Linked DNA regions of Homo sapiens: region 2 is linked to region 1. A link is an interaction called in ENCODE POLR2A ChIA-PET data of the cell type or tissue named here. Cell type or tissue: Panc1. All regions are shown on one strand. Links, peaks and the distances in the headings refer to the core of each region. The heading gives the core; the rest is flanking DNA. Region 1 overlaps TRA2B (transformer 2 beta homolog). Region 2 has its middle 11 kb from the start of IGF2BP2.

Evidence for each region. ChIA-PET counts read pairs that join two places held together with the same protein. Peaks named below come from ENCODE experiments on the same cell type or tissue, not always from the same donor. Only the 100,000 strongest peaks of a DNase experiment are listed, where the experiment ranks them.
Region 2: POLR2A ChIA-PET joins it to region 1 with 12 read pairs; 17 of 35 experiments call an interaction of 5 or more read pairs at or near these places.

What each region holds. Positions count from the first base shown.
Region 1 is chr3:185,926,209-185,934,673 of GRCh38, forward strand. It overlaps TRA2B (transformer 2 beta homolog), which reads right to left. Exons shown (of 9, transcript NM_004593.3): 2 at 393-526. Among named protein-coding and RNA genes, the nearest start is that of TRA2B, 7.6 kb to the right of the region's middle. In Panc1, for the core only: no CTCF peak of the experiment used is centred there; no DNase peak of the experiment used is centred there; H3K4me3 peaks cover 740 bases; H3K27ac peaks cover 1,063 bases.
Region 2 is chr3:185,832,059-185,840,523 of GRCh38, forward strand. No RefSeq gene overlaps it. Among named protein-coding and RNA genes, the nearest start is that of IGF2BP2, 11 kb to the left of the region's middle. In Panc1, for the core only: no CTCF peak of the experiment used is centred there; no DNase peak of the experiment used is centred there; H3K4me3 peaks cover 575 bases.

The sequences.
Region 1 (8,465 bases), core at 60-8,059:
CACCATATATATACTTATTTATCAAGAATTCTAATTACTGAAAGCCAATGTTCTGCAGTATATTTGCCATACTAGTAAGCAGTTTACTTACATTTAGTAAATCCTCACAACAACCCTGAAGAACTGGTACTGTATTACTAATTTGCCTTTTATAAAGAAGCTAAAGCTGAAAGGTTAATCTGCCCAAACCAGCAAAAATAGAAAACCCTGACTCCAAAAGCCCAGGCTCTTAACCGCTTTTAGTCTTGCCTCCCAGAACTTAAGTTCACTTCTAGTACCAATATTTAATAGGCCAACAAATAATCTAACCCTCTCTACCTTCCTGGTTTACAAAACACGCACCAATTTCAGAGCTAAGAGTAACGAGGAAATCTCAAGACAGTCTTTCTTACCTAGATTCAGATCGGGACCTGGACTTTGATCTGGAACGCCTGGAATCTTCCTTGGAGCGAGACCTTGCAGGGGTATGCCTTGCAGATTTCCCCGATCCGTGAGCACTTCCACTTCTGGAAGCAGAACGGGATTCCTACACGTAGATGTTAAAAGTTTAATTTGCACACTTTCTGGGCAACTTTAAAAACAAATAAGCTGCTGTGAGATAAATGGTGAGGGACAGCAATCCCCTTCCAAGATAAGAAAATATAGGTAAGGGCAGGAACTGAATATACCTGGTGTTAATAGTTTCATTGCTCCAAATGACATAAGTCAATTAACTTGTCCTTTCTTCCACCTTTTTGGAGCAGGGATAAGAGTTATTTGACCCCACTTCCTTCAGAAAGGGGTGCCAAAGTCAAGCAGTTAAGGGAACTGTCCAAGGACTGTGTTTCAGAATGTTACTCCATAAAGACTAGGGTGAGGCGGAACCTTATTAACTATGACACCTATACTTTATACCTATTTCAATCAAGTTGCAATCAATAAAACAAAATCCTATATAATTTATATAATTTACTTAAAAAAATGCTTGATTTTTAAAAAGACCTTGACCTTTCAAGTTACTACTTATAATTCAGTGATAAGAGATAAAGATGATGATCTCAGTTTCAAATCCTAGAGAAAAGCAGAAACCTAGTGGAAAGCAAAGGCTAGCTTGAAGGACACTAAACCCTGTAAAACCCTATTGCATCTAACCATGGTGGGAGGCCCCCTAAAAAACTGAAAGCAACCAGATGGAGCTACAACAGAACAGCGAACTACACACAAATAAGAGTAGAGAGGGTGTCAGAGATCCTCCACAGCTTCTCCAGCTAAATGGAGATGAGCCAGGGCAAACTTATGGAAAACCAGGAATTAACCTAACTTACCTAGTTACTTAAGTACACATCAAAACCAGGCAGCTAAATCAGGAGCTCCTAACCTAGGGCCCAGGAAGCAAAAGAGTACAGAAACTACATACAAAAGCCAAAGTTTAGGTAAACATTGTGTACTCATAGCTTTCCCAACCAAAACTGGGATTGGCTGGCAGGTTAAGGGGGGATTTGTAATGAAAAATAGCAAAGGAATGGTAACCAGGATAACTAGGTCACCAACGAGCTAAAGACACATAATCAACAAAAGGGTATACTAAGTAATGAAACCAAGGAAAAGTTCTGCCAAGGCACCAAAACAGTAGATGAGGAAAGGACAGAACCTACTCCTAGTCAGTCTGATAGCTAGGTAAAATTATCAAGGCAACCTTTATTTTAGGTTATCAAACTTAGACAAAGTAAAGCCTGGTAAGCCTTTCTACTCCAGAGAGCAGAAATGGCAAGACTCAAAAGGAAGCAGTATTACAGTAAGTCACTATATGGCATGAATCAAAGGTGAAGCTTTCAGATAAAATCACAAGAGATTTCCTTGTGTGATACATCTTCAGAGTATTCTGGACATTCTTGAAAGGACAGTAGAGGATTATTCTAAATTACAGCTCAAAACACTTTAGAAGATAGTTTTGTGGTTTACAACATAATGGAGAAAATTTGGATGATCCTTTGATGCTCAGGGAAAACATTTATAATGTAACACAGAATAGACAAATTAAGGTTTGAGGTTTAACACAGAAGGAAAGGCTAACTCATCCAGTAAAATGAGTTCAGGTCTCTAGGCCCCAGACGACTCTAGAAACGTTCAAATGACTTCAAAGCCATTATAAAACATGGTGGGGTGACATGAAATGTGACAGCCTTTCCCCTCTACCTCCCTCCATGACTGACTGTAAAAAGATTAAAAGAAAAATATATGAACAGCTGCCTTTAACATCAAGAAATGGTTAAAGGATGTAGTGATGCTCTGGGGCTTCCAATTAACAACAATCCCTTGGAATTCCCTATCAAGTATTCTGAACGGACACTTCCCTTCTCTCCATGGACAAAGGAGGAAGTCTCAAAAATGAGGGTGTAGTTTTTGCTATTTTTACCACAGGCAAAAATTAACATAGGTGAGAATATAGAAATGGGGAACCCAAAAGTTGCTAAAAGCCTGTTTACTCCAACACTAGAAAGATTACCTCTATGGAAATGAAACAATTTTCTCCAGAAGTGAAAGCAGAATATGGGTGTTTCACAGTAACAGTTAAGACTACCAATAAAGTAACTGTAGTTAACAGAAATCAGTCAGCCCAGGAATCTGAGTATAAAGGAAGAATGGGTCAAGTCAAGATCCTCTTTAAGCTCCTGGCTTTAACAGAAAAACCTTTATTCTAAGCTAAGATGCTTCGGCAGCCTGTCCACTGAGGGAAGAGACAGTACTCCTAACCTAGAAAATAAGACTTAATGAAGTTTTCTCCTTAAAATCTAGCAGATCACAGATACAATATTTCTGAAATCACAGGAGTTTTCACTCAGCCTCCAAAACTAACGGACTATGCAGATATATTTTGTAAGCAATCATTTCTTGGGCCAGGAATAAGGGAAATACCAGAATGCAAAGGCTTCCTTTTCTATACTGACACTTGTTTGGGTAACACCTAAACGTCTCGATCCTTTATCAGGGATATTTTCTTAAAGAAGTTAAAGCTTTCTGAAGTTATTTTGGCCATTTAACTGGCTGGGAAATACATATGGCAAGGGAATAAAACTTGCCTACAAGAAATAAGACCTAAAATTAGCACCCAAATCAAAAGCATAATTAACTTTAAATCTCAATGCAGACAGGTAAAGCTATAAAAACCAGTTGGGGAAGTCCCTAAATCTAAGCATACTTCAAATTCCACTCTCAGGGCTGACATGGTCAACACATTAAAACCACACCAACAGACAGAACTGGACACCACTGCCTCAAAAAAAGGGACCATGAAACTAAAATTAGCATGAATAAAACCAAAATTTCCCTGAAAAAATGCTCAGGAAATCAATCAAGCTCTCACAGACTGGATCTCAGCCACATCCTAATACAAAACCTAAAGGGAATACATCAAGTAAAAATACAACACACTTAGCCTTCCAACAAAATAATCCACATCTCCCTATTCTGAGAACAGCAACCACCTTACAAAAACATATTTGAAAGGACTAACCATCCAATCCCTGTATTATTTTAAAAACTGAATGTGGTTTGTTAGATTTAAAATAGTGGCTCATAAACACTGCATCTCTTAAAACACTGTTTATCATACTAGTTAAGTCTGACTTACTTGACTTAGTCAACCTCAGAAGTTACATGCTTCCTACTCATTTTTTTCCCTTGGCAAAGGTTATCTTCCTGAAACACTGTCATCCCCTTCCTTGTTTTGACTCCCCTTAGCATTAATCAGACCTCTGATTAAGGCAGTCTTTCACACACTGCCTGTTCTCAGGAACAGAAGCCGGCCTCCTCCTCATCTTCCCTATGGCCCGAGGAGGAGACACATTAGGACCCACAGATGCTTTGGTCAAGGGGGAAAACAAAAACAAATGGACACAATGGTCCACTAGCAACGTTTTCTCACCTTAAGTCTATCCAGCTTGGGTCATAACCAGATTCCAAATTGCTTTCTTTCCTTTAGTGGGCTGGGGGTTAAGAGGTCTTTTCCTCTTTTGCACCCCAAGGACCTGTCAGGTTTCTTGATAAAAGAATCCATGGGCTTGGAATTAAAATGTAATATTCATTCACACATTTACCTCAGTTTCCTGCCTGCTCTTTGAGTAATTTGGAACATAAAATAACATTTATCATCATTAGTTTATCTATGGCAAGAAATTTGACAAAGGAATGCAAAACTTCTTAAGAGAAAATTTTCTTCTGCTTGCAAGATATAGAAATAAACAGGCCTGAAAGCATCAGAAAATGGATTCTCCAAGAAATGCCATTTAAGTCACTTTCTCCAAGAGCATGAAGACCTGACAACTCTCAGAGAAAGTTTATTTCAGGAAGACATGTGTGACATGATACCCTTGGCATTCTCAACTGGGTAGAAAACCGCTGGCTGACTACTACTGGGTATTATTTTTGATATGTGTACTTGTCTCATTCAACTGAAAGTAACATTACACCAATCACTTGACCCTTCTACTCAGCTAAAACAAAACACACAGAAAAGAAGGGACAGCTTTTGGGTTGAATTTCTCAATAAGTGCAAGGGATACCAGGTAACCAGAATAAAGCTACTTTGTAACCGTTACCTCTAACATTACAATAGCTAAATGTTGATAGCAAAAAAGGAGAAATAGGAATGAAAGCATCTGCCATTACTGCAATTTGTATTAGCTATCCTGTTCACTTGTGTGACCCACCTCTTCTAAGGGGAAGCTACGGTATTTTATCAGTAATCCTAGTCAATCAGCTGAAATAGGCATTAAACAGAAACAGAATTTGAAAAACCATCCCTGTGTATTTAGCAAATATGCATCTTAAATTTAGGGCCCAAATGCTCACAGATTTCCACTAGTGCCATATGGAAAAAACTAACACACTAATGCCAAAGGGAACTATTTTGTTCAATGCTTTGTTTGGATTTTGGGGGTTTGGTTCCATAACCATCCTGGTGACATTCCTTTGAAAATGGTTTAACAGAAAATATTCTACTATACATTGCTCAGTACTGAAGGAAAGGGGACAGTGCAATCTAAGAGTCCAGGGAGGTGGCAAAGACCACCAGTTCCAACCCTGGAGGTATTCGCTCATGCCCCAGGACCAGCAACATTAGACAGGTAAAGTTTATCTAGAGAGGACAACATGAAGCCCACTGTTACCCATGCTGGAGAGCTCACTGCTGCCTGGTGCTTGACTACTAAATATTTTTTAAAAATTGCATTTCAATCATTTAACTAAGCAGTTAAAATCAGAATTACCTAATTTAAACGTTTCCCCTGGAAGGCACTTCTTTACCCTGTATATATTTTCCTCTATTAAACAAATAATGCATGCATGTTTAGCAAAATATACAGGGACACATAAACAGACTAGTAATTACTTAGCGTAGTGCTTTCTGATTCCAGATTACTTCTTATCTTAACTTCATTTTTATTTCTTTTCTTCATTCTTCCGTTTCAAATTCTGACTTCTTTCATCTTCCCCACTTCACACAAATTGCTCAATATTCTACAAGTGGGACTTCTGGTCTGATAATTAGCATGCATTCTTTCTTTTATTTTTTCAAATTTCAGCTTCACTTATTCCTGAGCTTCAAATACTCATTTATAAAACTTGTCAAATGACGACTTCCGCATTTTCCTTCTTCAACATTAACCTTAATAGAAAAAGAACAGGATGAAGAATATTTTAAAACTCCAGGATAAAATCCAGTGCCAAAACTGAAACTAGAAAAAAAAAATCCCTTTGTTGATTTGGATTAAAAAAAAAAAAAAAGAAACTAGAATATGCAGCTCAAAAAACTGAAAACTACATAGTTTTCTGCTGGTTCTAGAATATATGGTAATCTCATTTCTCTACTCCAAATAGACTTATCATGCTTAAGTTGAATGTGAAGTGCGCCACTGAACATTTACTGTTCATTTAACATTTTAAGAACTATTAGTTACATTTCACACTTCTTATTATATTCAATAGAAAATAGGTTAAGTGTCAAAAGCACACCTCTAGTCAAAAAGTGACACATTAATACATAAGTGCATGAAAGGAAAGCACGGACAATTCATTTGTACAATGACAAACGCTCAGGGTTGAAGAGGTTTACAGTATTGTGACTTGTCTAGATAGGATAAAGAAACGTATTTAGCGTCACACATTTTTGTACTGTATTTAAAGAGCTCTGCAGAAAGACGGTGTCAGGGAACCTGACAATTTGGAGCTTAAGTGTAACCCACCCCCTGGAAAAGCTGCTCTAGTGAGATTTTATAGTATGAATCATAAAAAGACAAAATCAAGTCAACCACCTACAATATGCCAGTAGCTATGAAGGAAAGCAGAACAAACTTGAATCCAACACTGGTATTTTCAAAGAGTTTTGTTGTACATTTTCCCCCTCAATTTAGAAAATATTAAGTCTTCTGGATGTCCAAAGGAGAAATACTACTTTAAAAGGTGGCACTATTTAAATTACAGCTCACCTCCTCAAATAATTAAAAAGATTGAATTTAGTTGATCTGTAAATGTCTGTTGAACATACTAAACAAAATAAAATACTGCCTACATAAAACATGCTAGTTTTTCTTGTTATCCTACATTTCACTTTGATGATCTTTCATTTTATTGTCAATTACTTCCTCTCCTGGTTTTTCCTCCTGAAAAAAATGTAAGGCTTTGTTTAAAAAAATTGCAAGTCTTTATACCTATCTGGGCATAAAGACAACCATCGTTAATCTGGCAAGTGCTGTGATGTCTTTCCTAACAAAAGGATAATTTCCAGTCTAGTTTTAGAGTCAATTATTGTTTATTTAATCCGAAAATTTTTAAATATGTTTTTATTTAAGGGAGTTACAGTAATTGGCTTTCTTTAAATCTCCATCACTAAAATGCAATGGGAAATGTTTTCTGGCAGCACAAATGTAATCATGGAATCAGAATGCCCAAGCAGGTTTCCTTAGGGCCTCCTAAAACTTCGATACAGACAGGGCACTTAGATGCAGAAGATACAAGAATAGAGGCCATAGCTCTAGCTATCACAACTGTTTTCAATGTGGATACCTTCCTGCTGTTACTTCATTACCCCTTCCTAACCTGGTTCCTTCTCTTATAGTCTAAGAACAAAACCATTACTAAATTATTATAAATATTAGATTTAATTCAACTCAGCTAAGTTCAAGTGGCTACTTTATAAAACCAGAAGATCAACTCTTGGGCTAATGTTATGTACATTTAGTTAAGAGACCCTAGTTAGAAATAAACAGAAACTTGTCCTATCAACACAATTTTTGTTAAAATGTTTCTAGGGGATACAACTAGAATCCATTTAACATTAAACATGCACAAACTCATTAAGTTGACTGACAAGGCAATATTTTAAAAATTGGGAGGGACAGGGGCAAAGAAAACCTCATTAATCCTGTTATGGAAAGGTCAATGCTCATATCAATATAATAAGGACTATATTTTTTTCTGGCAGCCAAACTGTCTACCAGAAGAGTAAATGGATAAGTAAATCCTCAAAAACTGGAGAATAGTGTCTGGAAAAAAACATCATCTGAAATTAGTTGTAGGCCTGTGCTTATAAAAACTCTCTTGTAAATATAGCACAGACTGTTAAATTTACATTCATAAAACAGTCAGTACTCCCCAACAAAAGCAAATATAAATATCTTTTGACTTTTCAGAAGACTACCTTTTAACCTAATTTCTAACCACAAAAATTAGAGAAAAAGGGGCCCCTTATCCAAACTGTCAGGTAACAATCTATGTTGATAACATCAATCTCAATGTAACCTCCAAAACCCAATTCAAAGCAAAGATTTTGGGGGAATTTCAAGACTGTAATTTGCTACAGTGAAGAACTTCTTTTGGTTTGCAGTTTAAAAACAAGACTAAGTGATTTCAATATCTAATTCTACATAGCCCACACCCCCAATACTAACCTGGGTCAAAACACTTAAAATTCCTAAACATCAGTCACCATGCCTTGTTAAAAAAACAGTCGCATATGTAAAAACACTGATCAACATAAAATGCTAAGGCTCAAGAAATATACACAGCTGTAGCTCTGCCCTTGTCCTGGGCAAAATAGCTATGAAAGCATTAATATTTACCACCTACGTTCGGATTTTATTGTAGAGAAAGGAGGAAAAAACGCTATGTAAGGCAAATCCCATTAACACTTCCCCCACCACCTGAATTCCTTTTCAACCTTTTGGCAAAACCAGTAGTACTTACCTTATAAAATCACCTGTAATGTCAGCTTGAAAATGTCACGTTCTAGTTCCAGACAATATCCACAATATTAAAGCATTCTTGTTTAAAACCAAGAAAAAAATATTTCAACCGGGTTTCAAGAGACTGATAAACCTAACCAGACTCACAATACAAAACAATTTCCTCCTATTTGACAATTCAATCCTTTTTTAAAGGAAATTTGGTGAGATGGCTGCAATTCTTTAGAAAGAAGTAGATTCAGAGAT
Region 2 (8,465 bases), core at 331-8,330, 94 kb before region 1:
GAGAGACTAGAAGCAAGCAGAAAAGCACTTCAAATATTTGCCCACATACTTGCATCTGTGCCCATAGACTCCATATTTCTTAAATTATAATGGATGACTATGCATGATTTAGAAGAGAGGTAAAAACTGATGACTCCAGAGAAAATAAACATCCACACCCTTTGTGGAAGAAACATATATGACCATTCATTGTAGCACTGTGATGGTGAAAAATTTAAATGTCCATCAACAATAAAACTGGTACATTGTGGCATAGCTATAAATTGACTACTATATATTGAGTCAAAGGGGACACATGTTTATTCATTTTCTCTGGAATCATTACTGTTTCCTCACTTCTGGATGAAATAAAATAGGCAACGTGTCAACATTAACCACCTAAACAAAAACAAACATATGCTAAGTGAAAAGTTATAGAAGGATGTTGGTTATACGAAGTTTTCTTTCTTTCTTCCCTGCCCCCCAGACCCACCGGAGACAGGGTCTTGCTTTGTCACCCAGGCTGCAGGACAATGGCATGATCTCAGCTCACTGCCACCCCTGCCTTCCAGGCTGAAAGATTCCTCCCACCTCAGCCTACTGAGTAACTGGGACTACAGGTGTTCACCACCACAATGGCTAATTTTTTGTACTTTTGCAAGAGATGGGAGTTTCGCCATGTTCCCTATGATTGGTCTCGAATGCCTGAGCCCAAGCTGTCCATCCTCGTTGGCCTCCCGAAGTGCTGGGATTATAGGTGTGAGCCACTACAGCTGATCTCTACAAAGTTTGAAAACATGCAAAGCAATTCTGTTGTTGATATGGACACATTTGTGTGGCATAATTGTACAAAAACATGCATGGGAACAGCAAACTCTAAATTGGGGATAATGATTACCTTTAAGGAGGGAGAAAAGGGAATAGGGGGAGGTGGAAGGGCACAGATAGAATTTCTGTTTTTTTAATTTAATTTTTTTTTTTACACGGAGTTTCACTCTTGTTGCCCAGGCTGGAGTGCAATGGCGCAATCTTGGCTCACCACAACCTCTGCCTCCTGGATTCAAGTGATTCTCCTGCCTCAGCCTCCCGAGTAACTGGGATTGCAGGCATGCACTACCATGCCCGGCTAATTTTTATATTTTTAGTAGAGAGGGAGTTTCTCCATGTTGGCCAGACTGGTCTCGAACTCCCGACCTCAGGTGATCTGCCAGTCTCAGCCTCCCAAAGTGATGGGATTACAGGCGTGAGCCACCAAGCCCTGCCAATTTTTGTTTTTTAAAAGTAGGTGGCAGGTACATGGATGTTTAGTTACATTTTTATTACTTCGAGACAGAGGTTAATTCTTGTCAGATGTGCATTATAATCACCAAGAAAACCTTCAAAAATACAGATTCCCAAGACCTACCATGAGAACTCCTGAATCAGAATTTTCAGGGTAGAAGCCCACGAATCTATTTTTCTTTTGTTTTGTTTTACAGTACGTTCTTAATATGCTTACCCAGAATCTACATTTAAAAAAAAAGTATATGTGTGTGTATATATACACAATAATATTACAAGAAGTCCCATATACTCTTTACCCAGATTCCCCAAATGTTAACATTTGTTTTATCTTTTATGTTTCTCTGAATCATATGCCTAAATACCTCAGTTTGTATCTGCTTAAAAAAAAAATTAGGCCGGGCACGGTGGCTCACGTCTGTAATCCCAGCACTTTGGGAGGCTGAGGCGGGTGGATCACCTGAGGTCAGGAGTTCGAGACCAGCCTGGCCAACATGGTGAAACCCCGTCTCTGCTAATAATACAAAAATTAGCAGGGTGTGGTGGCGCGTGCCTGTAATCCCAGCTACTCGGGAGGCTGAAGCAGGAGAATCACTTGAACCCGGGAAGCAGAGGTTGCAGTGAGCCAAGATCACGCCATTGCACTCCTGCCTGGACACAAGAGGGAAACTATGTCTCAAAAAAAAAAAAAAAAAGAAAGAAAGAAAAGTCTATTCCCAGTACAATGATAAAAACCAGTAAATAAACATTGATACTGTAATCTGCAGACTCTTCAAATTTCAAATTTTATGAATTGTGTCAATATTATTGCAAAAGAAAATCCCAGGCTGGGTGCGGTGGCTCACGCCTGTAATCCCAGCACTTTGGGAGGCCGAGGCTGGCGGATCACGAGGTCAGGAGATCGAGACCATCCCGGCTAAAACAGTGAAACCCCGTCTCTACTAAAAATACAAAAAATTAGCCGGGCGTAGTGTCGGGCGCCTGTAGTCCCAGCTACTTGGGAGGCTGAGGCAGGAGAATGGCGTGAACCCGGGAGGCGGAGCTTGCAGTGAGCCGAGATCCCGCCACTGCACTCCAGCCTGGGCGACAGAGCGAGACTCCGTCTCAAAAAAAAAAAAAAAAAAAAAAAGCCCAAATCATTTGTTGTGTATGGTTACCTAGTCTCTTTACTCTCCTTTAATTTGGACAGTTCTTCAGTCATTGTTTGTTTTTCATGACATTGATGTTGATTACTACGGGCTATTTATTTGGTAGAATGCCATTGAATATGAGTTTGATGTTTTCGTATGATTAGATTTATGTGCTGTATTGTCTTGCAGGAATGCCACAGAGGTTATAATTGTGGTCAGATAATGTGCATTGTGTCTGGAAGCACTTGTTGATTGGTCCCATTATTGGTGATGTTAACTTTGCTCCCTTGGTTAAGACAGTGTGTCAGTATGTATCAGGTTTCTTCATTGTAAAATTACTAAGTATCTCTTGGGGAGATACTTTGAAACTATGTAGATGCTCTGTTACCCATCAAAATTTCAACCACGAGTTTTAGTATCTAGTGTTGAGTCTTGCTTGGATTATTATTAGGGTTGACAAGCGGTGATTCTGATTTAATCATTTCTTTTATATTTATTAGTTGACTTTCTACTGTAAGAGCTTTCCCTTCATCCCATGTATTGTATCACTGTGGACAAATGGATTCTTTTTTTTTTTTCCTTTGTTTGTTTTATGATGGAGTCTTGCTCAGTCTGGCTCTGTCACTCTGAACCACGTTGGCCAGGCTGGTCTCAAACTCCTGACCTCAGGTGATCCGCCCACCTTGGCCTCCCAAAGTGCTGCGTGAGCCACCACTCCTGGCCTGGATTCCTATTGTATTTAAAGTGACATCAATGTTTACTATTAGTAAGTATTTTGATGCTCAAATTGTCTCAGATTTGGCCAGCAACAGCCCCTTCAAGCTGGCACGTGTGAACTTCTGTTACTATTTTAGGTTTGTACTTTATCTGCCTTGCCTATAATCAACCACTTATCCAAGGAGTCTAGGTACTTTTTAGTATTTATAAACCAAGATCTGCATGCTACATATGCTCACTGCTACAGGAATATCATTGATTCTACACCCTCTTAGTTGAAGGAGGTAGGTAATAGATTATATACATAAACACACACATAGACCTACACCTGTCTATTCTGGCTAGTGCTGTATTAAAAATCACAAGTTTGGGCTGGGCACAGTAGCCCACGCCTGTAATCCCAGCACTTTGGGAGGCCGAGGCAGGTGGATCACAAGGTCAAGGGTTCAAGACCAGCCTGGCCAAGATAATGAAATCCCGTCTTTACTAAAAATACAAAAAAAAAAAAAATTAGCTGGGCATAGTGGCAGGCACCTATAATCCCAGCTACTTGGGAGGCTCAGGCAGAGAATCGCTTGAACCCGAGAGACAGAGGTTGCAGTGAGCTGAGATCATGCCACTGTACTCCAGCCTGGGTGACAGAGTGAGACTCCGTCTCAAAAAAAAAAAAAAAAAAAAAATCCCAAGTTCACGCTAATACTTTCTTTGTTTTGTTTTGTTTTGTTTTGTTTGTTTTTTGAGACAGAGTCTCACTCTGTCACCCAGGCTGTAGTGCAGTGGTGCGATCTCAGCTCACTGCAACCTCAGTCTCCCGGGTTCAAGGGATTCTCCTGCCTCAGCCTCCCGAGTAGCTGGGGTTATAGGTGCCCACCACCACGCCTGGCTAATTTTTGTATATTTGTTTATTTAGTAGAAACAGGGTTTCACCATGTTAGCCAGGCTGGTCTCAAACTCCTGACCTCGGGTGATCCACCCACCTTGGCCTCCCAAAGTGCTGGGATTACAGGCGTGAGCCACCACACCCAGCCCACACTGATACTTCTGATTCCAGTGAAACACTGTAAGATTCTCCTTCCCACTTTTCATATTTGTAACTCTTGCCTTCAATAGTGAGAAACCTGGCTCCCATTATCTACAATATATTTACTTATTCAATCTTACACACTTAAAATTGGATTGATTCATTTGCTTCTGCTGTTTCTTTTCTTTTTCTTTTCTTTTTTTTTTTTTTTTTTTGAGGCAGAGTCTCACTCTGTTGCCCAGGCTGGAGTGCAGTGGCACAATCTTGGCTCACTGCAACCTCCGCCTCCCAGGTTCAAGCAATTCTGTCTCAGCCTCCCAAGTAGCTGGGACTACAGGTGTGCGCCACCAAGCCCAGCTAATTTTTGTATTTTTAGTAGAGATGGGATTTCACCATATTGGCCAGGCTGGTCTCGAACTCCTGACCTCGTGATCCTCCTGCCTCGACCTCCCAAAGTGCTGGGATTACAGGCGTGAGCCACCAGGCCAGGCCGCTTCTGTTTTTTCTACTTTATTTCCCACCACCACCGCCCCCCCCCCAACCCGCCGCCATCCTAGTTGTTTTTCTTTTTGTTGTTAAGTAAAATATTAACAAGATTGCAAAACACAGAATGTATAGTCAGAGGAATTCCATCCCCTCCCCATTCCTTCTATTCTGTCCAGTTCATTTCCACCCAATCCCTGAGGGTAAACAATTGTATTAACTTCTGGTTTCTCTTTCCTGTGTTTCTTTTTTTCTTTTTCTTTTTTTTTTTTTTTGAGACGGAGTCTCGGTCTGTCGGCCGGACTGGAGCACAGTGGCGCGATCTCGGCTCACTACAAGCTCCGCATCCCGGGTTCACACCATTCTCCTGCCTCAGCCTCCCGAGTAGCTGGGACCACAGGCACCCGCTACCACACCCGGCTCATTTTTTTTGTATTTTTAGCAGAGACGGGGTTTCACCGACTTAGCCAGGATGGTCTCGATGTCCTGACCTCGTGATCCGCCCACCTCGGCCTCCCAAAGTGCTGGGATTACAGGCATGAGCCACTGCACCCGGCCTTTCCTGTTTCTTTTTACACAAATGAACATATACATGCATATTTCCTCCTTTCCTACAAAAATGGTAGCATATTGCCAATACTCTTTTCCACTTTGTTTTCTTCCTTTAACAAGAGATCTTGTATCAGTTCATAGAAATCTTTCTCCTTTTTTAAACAGCTGCATAATACTCATATGCCATATATATGGGCATGTCAGTGACTTCCAATATATTGTAATTTTACAAAAATGATGCTATGAATAACCTAGTATGTATGTATTGTTGGAGGTTTATCTTCAGGGTAAATTCCTAGGAGTAAGGTTGCTAGGTCAAAAAATAATACATGTGCACTGTGCGTGTGTATGTGTGTTAAATATTTATTGTGAAATTCTCCATAGAGATTATACCAGCTTGCATTCCACCAGCACTGTATGAGTGCCTGTTTCCCAACAGCCTGCCAACAAACTCTGTGATTACGCTTTTTACTTTTTGCCAATCTGATAAGTGAGAAATTGTATCTCAGTGTAGTTTTAATTTGTAATTCTCTCATTATGAGTGAAAACGAACTTTTTTTTCATGTGTTTAAAGATCATCTTTTTTGTTGTTGTTGGGGATACATTCTCTGTTCATGTCTTTTGCCCATTCTTCTATTGAAGAGTTTTGATCTATTTTTCTTCTCAACTTTTATGGTTATTTAAATATTATGGATGTAAGGTTTTTATCTGAGATACGTGTTACAAATATTTTCTCCCAGGTTTTAATTGTCTTTTTACATTGTTCATGGTGTTTCTTCCTATGCAAAAGGTTTTACTTTTATGTAGTCAAGTTTATCAATCTTTTATTTCATTTTATTTAATTTTGAGTTATAGTTAGAATGCTTTCCCCTACCCCAGATTAAAGAGAAATTTACTCATTTTAAAAATAGTATGTGTATGGTGATAGATAGATACATAAATAGATAGGTAGGTAGGTAGGTAGATCGATCGATTCTTTTTTTTTTTTTTTGATCGATTCTTGATCCACTTGGAATTTGTTCTTGTCGATGGTATGAGGTATGGATCTCCTTTTACCTTTTTCTTCTAAGTACCTAATTGTTCCAGTACCATTTATTTTAAAAATCCTTTTGGCCCAGGTGTTTTGAGACACCATCTTTATTACATACTAAAGTTCCATATGTACTTGGTCCTACTTCTGGACTTTCTTTTCTACTGGTCTATCCATATTACCATACTCTACTGTTGTAAAGGCTTTATGGTATGTTTTCATGTCTGGTAGGCCAAGTCCCCCTTGTGACTTTTTTCTTTTCTTAGTATTTTCCTGGCTATTCTTGTATGTTTGCCTTTCTGTATGAAGTTTAGTATCAGTTTCTTAAGCTCCATAAAAAGGTTGTTGGTGCAGCCATAAAAAAGAATGAGATCATGTCCTTTGCAGGGACATGAATGGAGATGGAGGCCATTATCCTTAGCAAACTAAATCAGGAACAGAAAACCAAATACCACATGTTCTCACTTATAAGTGGGAGCAAAATGATGGCAACACTTGTACACAAGATGAGAACAACAGGCTGGGCGCCGTGGCTCACACCTGTAATCCCAGCACTTTGGGAGTCTGAGGCAGGTGAATCACTTGAAGCCAAGGAGTTTGAGACCAGCCTGGCCAACATGAGGAAACCCTGTCTCTACTAAAAATACAAAAAACCAGCCAGGCATGGTGGCGCACACCTGTAATCCCAGCTACGCAGGAGGCTGAGGCATGAGAATCCCTTGAACCCAGGAGGCAGAGGTTGCAGTGAGCTGAGATCGCGCCACTGCACACCAGCCTGGGTGACAGACTCTGGTTTCCAAAAAAAAGAAGAAGAAGGGAAAAACACACACTGGGGCCTTTTGGAGGGTGGAAGGAGGGAGAGGATCAGGAAAAATAAATAACTAGTGAGTACTAGCCTTAATACCTCATGAAATAATCTGTATAAACAAACCCCATGACACAAGTTTATCTATATAATAAACCTGCACTTGTACCCTTGACCTTTGTGCGATTGACTTGATGGGAAGTTAACAGATAATGGCTAAAATTGAAAAATCTAAGAATGGCATAAGCAAATTAGTTAGAAATACATAGATAAATACCTAAAGAAGAAAGAGCTTCAAAAGTGAGGAGACTTTATTTTTTATTTTTATTTTATTTTATTTTATTTTATTTTTTGAGATGGAGTTTTGCACTGTCACCTGGGCTGGAGTGCAATGGCGCGATCTCGGCTCACTGAATTCTCTGCCTCCTGGGTTCAAGTGATTCTCCTGCCTCACCTCCCAAGTAGCTGGGATTACAGGCACACACCACCAAACCCGGCTTTTTTTTTTTTTTTTTTTTTTTTGTATTTTTAGTAGAGACGAGGTTTCACTAAGTTGGCCATGATGGTCTTAAACTCCTGACCTCATGATCCACCCACCTTGGCCTCCCAAAGTGCTAGTATTACAGGCGTGAGCCACTGCGCCCAGCCAAATGAGGAGACTTTCTTTAAAAAAATAAGGCTTTTAGTACATGTATTAGTCAGGCTCCTGGTAGGAAACAGATGGCTAACTTAATCAGGGTGATTAAAAATCTCATAGAAGTATAGTAGGTCTTCTGTGTCCTTGGATTAACCAGCCATGGATTGAAAATATTCAGAAAACAATAAAAATAACAATATAACAACAAATAATAATAGAAATAGGTCAGGTGAGGTGCCTCACATCTGTAATCCCAGCACTTTGGACAGCTGAAGCAGGAGGATTGCTTGAGACCAGGAGATTAAGACCAGCAACAAAGTGAGACCCTTTCTCTACAAAAAAAAAAGAAAAAAAGTTAGCTGGGCTTGGCTTTGCATACCAGTAGTCCCGGTTATCTGGTAGGCTGAGGCAGGAGTATCACTTGAGCCCGGAAGTTCTAGGCTGCAGGGACCTATGATCACACCACTGCATTCCAGCCTGGGCAACAGAATAAGACACCATTTAAAAAATTAAAAATAAAAAAAGATGCAAATTTTTAAAACAATATAACAACTATTTACTTAGTATTTACAGTGTATTAGGTGTTATAAGTAATCTAGAGATAATTTAAAGTATATGGGATCACTTTGGGAGGACTCACTTGAGGCCAGGAGTTTGAGACCAGCCTGGCCAACATGGAGAAACCCTGTCTCTACTAAAAATACAAAAATGACCAGGCGCAGTGGCTCATGCCTGTAATCCCAGCACTTTGGGAGGCCAAGGCAGGTGGATCATGAGGTCAGGAGATCGAGACCATCCTGGCCAACATGGTGAAACCTCATCTCTACTAA